Regions from separate parts of the Mus musculus genome. Here region 1 is linked to region 2. Evidence: chromatin loops called from intact Hi-C (ENCODE). Cell type or tissue: gastrocnemius. All regions are shown on one strand. Each heading gives the region's core, and the rest is flanking DNA. Links, peaks and the distances in the headings are about the cores only.

The links. Hi-C counts contacts between places; a loop is a spot of excess contacts. Peaks named below come from ENCODE experiments on the same cell type or tissue, not always from the same donor. Only the 100,000 strongest peaks of a DNase experiment are listed, where the experiment ranks them.
Region 1: it touches region 2 in a loop (2.2-fold over the local background); 6 of 42 quality-filtered maps call a loop at or near these places.

The regions. Positions count from the first base shown.
Region 1 is chr9:61,349,560-61,352,475 of GRCm38, forward strand. No RefSeq gene overlaps it. Among named protein-coding and RNA genes, the nearest start is that of Gm39349, 12 kb to the left of the region's middle. In gastrocnemius, for the core only: no CTCF peak of the experiment used is centred there; a DNase peak (open chromatin) is centred at 1,694.
Region 2 is chr9:61,057,998-61,060,913 of GRCm38, forward strand. Gm46116 (a long non-coding RNA gene) reads left to right here. Exons shown (of 3, transcript XR_001779194.1): 3 at 474-1,183. Among named protein-coding and RNA genes, the nearest start is that of Gm46116, 2.5 kb to the left of the region's middle. In gastrocnemius, for the core only: a CTCF peak has its summit at 1,400 (motif pointing right); no DNase peak of the experiment used is centred there.

The DNA of each region.
Region 1 (2,916 bases), core at 231-2,730, 290 kb after region 2:
GCCTTTCTGGTCTACACAATCTCTCACTGAGACTCCCTTTCCAGGTAATTCCAAATCTTGTCATGGCAACGATCAACACTAACCATGCTTTGGTCAGCATGGGCTGGATAAAACAAGTCCAGACCTCTGTGGTAAGTCATCAAATTGGATTTCTTGCTCACTAGTATTCTATGTGTATCCTAGGTCGGGAGGCACTTGGCGAAAGTTGGGGAAAACAGCCACCTCTTCAAGCACTGCTGGCCTGTCACCATGCAGGAAGAAACAGGAAGCACTCGTCACCCTAGAATGATGGCCACTTCCTCTCACACATCATTGTCTGGAACTGTTCCCATGGCTCCACCTAAGCACATTGGGTCAAGAAGTGAAATTCCACCCAGTGCCCAGAAGGAGAAGCAGGAGTGTAGTGCAGTTGCTACCACAGCATGGGCTTTAAAAGGAGAATGAAAACCCGCAAGACAGCTCAGTGGGTGAAAGAGCTTGGCGGGGCCAGCCCGGTGACATCTGTTCAAGCTCTGGAACTCAAAAAAGGCGGAAGGAGAGAACCAACCCCAAAAAGTTGTTTTCTGTCCTCCACACACTGTCCCTACACACACACACACACACACACACACACACCTTTAAAGCTGAGTAGGAATGAAATCCTTTGCTGGGGCGTGGTGAGGGGACTGGGAATGTGCACATTCAGCAAGTTCCGCACAGCACATGGTACTGGATGCTCAATGCATGCCTAGTGACAAACATCCAGGTAGCTCCAAATGCTCTCTCTGCCCCCTTTTTCTCTTTTCCTTCCACACTTACTCTCTGGGTCCCTACTGATTGTGGTGAGAAGAGAAAGCCTTCATAGAATGGATGATGATCGGACCCAGTATATGAGAAGAGGTGACTCGAAAGGAGGGAAGGTGTGGACAAAGGCTGGGAAGACCATGTGCATAGTCAGCAATGCAGGGACAAATGTCACAGCAGAAGGTCACTCACGGATACTACCTACCTTCAGTAGAGGGCTATCCTCAGCACAAGAGAGAAAGAGCTGCATTCTGAAGTCAGTGCGCCAATCAGGAAGATTCCTTGATATGCCTGCCCATAACCCTGAACTGCGAAAATTTTCCTTGGGAAATGAGTCAGAGTTGGGTGAACAGAAACTTAGTTCTGAGCACTGGGAGATGGCTTGGTGGATAAGAGTGTCTAATGTTCACACATGAGATCCTAAGTTCAAATCCCCAGGACCTATGTGGAAGCCAAGTGACCCTCTTGTAACTCTAGCACTGAGGAGAGTGGAAACCAGGGATTCCCAACTAGCACAACCCTCAACTGGGAGCTCCAGCCTCAGTGAGACCCTGTCTCAAGGGGACAAGGCAGACAATAGCAGGTCAGAGCACCTGATGCCCTCTGCCGCTAACTAATTCATGTGAACAGTCATGTGCCACCACTACCCTCAGCCTTAAGACAAAGGTGAGAGAGACAGAAACTTTTATGTGAGACCTAGCTCTCTGCTGAGGCCTACACCTCCTGACTGAAGTCCCGAGTCCCCTCCAAAGTCCTAGGACATTCTCCCCAAAGCACAGAGCCTAACCTTCTCTTTCCCTTCTGTTGCCAGAGGCTGCATTTCTGGGTGACCACATTTGCCCCCGGGATAAGTCTTTTCCCTTCTATTTGCATTAGTAACTGCTCAAAGTCCCACGAGGCCCTGGAGCCCAGCCAGCCACATCCTCTCACACTGGACCAATTGTTTGTGGCAAATGCCTTGCTTTTGAACTCTGGACCTCTGAGAGGAAACAGTTTCAATAGGAATAACTCGGAACTCTCCCAGGCCCTGCCATCTGGGCGTCTGGAATGGAGCTTCCAGGATATATGGCTCTTTTGAAGGAAGCCCATTCAATGGATGATTGTACTCTCATTTAATATGCCTGGGAGTGGTCTTGTATACTGGCCAGTGGAGGGTTTTTTTTTTTTTTTTTCATTCAACACTTACTGATCTCTTACTGTGACTGAGATACTGAGATGGATATGGGGGGGAAAGCAGGGACCTTATTTCCTTACTATTTACTTATTTACTTGGTCGGTAGGTCATTTCACAAGCACCCACGCTGGTCATGAACTCACTAGGTAGTCAAGGATAAACCAGAACTTCTTTCCTCCTGTCTGCACGTCTGGAGTGCTGGGATTACAGATGTGTGCCCCACATTTTATTTAATTCCTGCTTTTGGTGGGTTTGGACAAAGAGCATGAAGTATTAAATTCTATTTCATGGGGTCATGGGGCTGAAGAGATAGCTCAGCAACTGAAGAACACTTATTCCCTTTGTAGAGAACCCAAGTTCAATTCCCAACACCCACATAGTGGTTCATAAACTTCTGTGACTCCAGTGCCAGGGGACCCAAAGCCCTCTTCTAACCTCCTCAGGAACCAGTCACACACACATGGTGCACACACATCCATGCAGGTGAAATACCCATAAAATAAGATAAATAAATGTAAAAATATTTTTAAAGTTATTGTTCTATAACTTCCTTGGTGCACTGCGTAGGGCAAAAGATGAGTTTCTGGCTCTGAAATGTAGAAGGTTCCAGAATGTTAAGGAATGACTGTCAAGGATGGGAGATATTTCTCAGGTCTCCTCTTTGGGTCCCATAGCAACCTACGACAGAGGCTGATAAAGCCCATTGCCTAAGCCCCTCCCCACAGTGATCAAGGACCTGAACACTCATCCCACGTCCCTTGACTCGGGTCACTGGACAGCTCCTGACCTCTCAGGCCACCATGGATACCACACAAGCAACCTTGCTCAATCCTCCCAGAACTGTGCTGAGCTTCCCTCATTTGTCTTCGAGTGTGTGGCGTGTAGGAGATGGGGACCCATTTCTGGGAGACTCAAAAGCCAGGCCTGCCTGGGATCTCCATCTGCCTTGATTTTCTGGC
Region 2 (2,916 bases), core at 250-2,749:
GGCTTGCTCACCACCATAGGTAGGGACCAGTTATCCACAGTTCACAGCTTCACACAGAGGAGAACTCGGCCCGGAAGCTCGTGGGCTGAGAGAAGGAAAAAAAAAAACAGCAAGATGGTTGAGGGCTGGGATTATGGTATCAAAACCTAGGCTGAGGACTTGGGAAACCAGTAAGTGGGTCCTGGCTCTACTGTCTCTTGTCCTCTGACCAAAGAGCATGTGCAGGTTTAGGGTACTCAGAGGATGGCATAGAAGCTGAGAGGTAGCCCAGTCCATGTGTCCTTCAGGTGAAGTGTGTGTGTGTGTGTGTGTGTGTACACAAGCATGTGTGCTGTGTTTGCATGCTTTATGTGTGTGCACATGTCTGCATACTCATGTGTGGGCGTGCACATGGAGATGAGAGGACAACCTTGGATGCCATTCTTCAAGTGCTAATCACCCTGTTTTGCTTTGGGTTTTGGTTTTGGTTTTAGTTTTGATGCAGGATCTCCCAGTGACCAATCAGGCTAGACTGACCGGCAAGCAAGCTCTCTGGTGCCTGGATTATGTGCCTGGATTATGAACGCTCATTACCACACCTCGCTTTGGTTTCATGAAGGTTCTGGGGTCACACTCACCCCCACTGCACAGCCACCATCAGCTGTGTCCTCTGGACATTCTGACAGGTTGTTAGAACTGTTTCTGAGAAAATATGATTCCCCACCCCAGCTTCAGCATGGATCCGGGCACCCCTGACATTCAGTGGCACTCACTTCTGCTAATAGGGATCTTAGAGATGATCTTGGAGACGGAAGGCATCAGTCCAAAATGGCCACACAGCAAATACAAACGGTGAGCCAGACAACTTGTCTCGGTGACACCTGAATCAAGGCAGGGACCTTGTGTCACAAAGGGAGCAGCAGCCATAAATATCCACAGTGGTGTGAAATACCAGAATGCTCTCCACAGCCCATGAAATGGACATAAATGTTTACTTCACACTATAATTATGAAGAGGGGCCATGGATCGCCATAAAACCCTAAAGATTGATGCTAAACCAACCACCTCCTTAGTATCATAAATTCTGCCTGCGGTTATATGCAGTATTTAATAAACATTAATGAAAATTTTGTTTATAACACATTTTTTTTTAAAAAAATGGGGCTGGTGAGATGGCTCAGTGAGTAAGAGCACCCGACTGCTCTTCCGAAGGTCCGGAGTTCAAATCCCAGCAACCACATGGTGGCTCACAACCATCTGTAACAAGATCTGATGCCCTCTTCTGGAGTGTCTGAAGACAGCTACAGTGTACTTACATATAATAAATAAATAAATCTTTATAAAAAATGGTTCATTTTTATCTTATGTGTATAAGTGTCTTGTTTGCATGTATGTCTGCACACTACATGTGTGCAGTTCCCATGGAGGCCAGAAGAGGGTGCTGCATCCTGTAGAGCTGGAGTTAAGGATGCCACATGGGTGCTAGGAATTGAACCTGGGTCCTTTGCATAAGCAGCAAGTGCTCTTATCTGCTGAGCAGTCTCTCCAGCCCTTAAGAAGCTTTTTTTTTGAAAGATAGTTGCAATTTAGTTTTTCCAAAGATAATTAGGGAGACTAGTAGCTAAGAATAAATAAGAGATAAAGTATCTCAATTCTCTTCTATATTTTATTATTCATTTATTGTGTGTGTATGTATGTGTTTATGTGCATGTACACATGTGTGTAGAGTTCAGCAGTTAATATCATATATCTCCCCCAGTCGCTTTGACCCACCTGTGTCCACCCCTGACCTCCTGAGAGTCCTCAGACTATAGATGAGCAATATTGTACCACACTTTCACCTCGGAGCTGGGGATCCAACGCAGGCCCTTATGCTTACACAGTGCTATGGTTTGAATATGAAATGCTCCTCATATATTTGTGTGCATGAACACTCGGTCCTCGGCTGATGGTGCTATGGTTATGGAACCCTTAGTCGGTAGAGCCTTGCTGGAAGAAGTGGGTCACTGGGGATGGACCTTTCTAACCTTGCCTCACTTCCTGTTCATTCTCTGTTTCCTGAATCCAGGTGCAGTGTGACAGCAACCTCCCACGCCATGCCTTTCCTGACACAATAGACTGTGTGCCCCTACAACTGTAAACCAAAATAAGCCCCTCCTCCCTTGCATTGCATTTGCCCGGGTGTTTTACTACAGCAACAAGAAAGGAGCTGAGACATGTCACAAGCAAGCCCTTTACCAACTAAGCCATCTCCTGGCTCTCTATTCCTTTTAGGCGCTCCCACAGCATCTGGGACTCTGGGCTCCACCCAGCTGTTGCTATAGGAAAACATGCCAGCAGCAATTCCTGCCCACCTCTGAGCTTGGGCCCCTCTCACTGTGTGGCCACTCACCTCATCTCTGTCCTATCCCATCTCTGTCCTGAGGCCTAGGAAAAGGAATATAGTGTCTTTTGGGAATTCATGTCTTGCTGGGCACTTTAATCCCAGCACTCAGGAGGCAGAGGCAGGCAGATCTTTGTGAGTTTGAGGCCAGACTGGTCTACTGAGCAAGTTCCAGGACAGACAGAGAAACCCTGTCTCAAAAAAAAAAAAAAACAAAAAAAACAAAACAAAAACAAAAACAACAAACAAACCAAAAAACCAAAACCCTATTTTGAGACAGAGTCCCATGCAGAGCAGGCTGGCCCCAAACTGATTCTGTAGCCAAGGATAACTTGAGCCTTTGGTCCCCTTACCTTCATTGCCCAAGTGCAGACATGCTGTTTATGATCGCTAGGACCCGAGCCAGGGCTTTGTGAACACTAGGCAGGGACTCCACCAACCAAGCTGTATCCCTCGGCCGGAGAGGCCACTCATGTGCCAGGGGCTCTGTGGACTGTTTCGGTGCCCACAGGACTCTCTGTAAGTTGAGTGTCTCCAGTCTGTGTAGAAGATG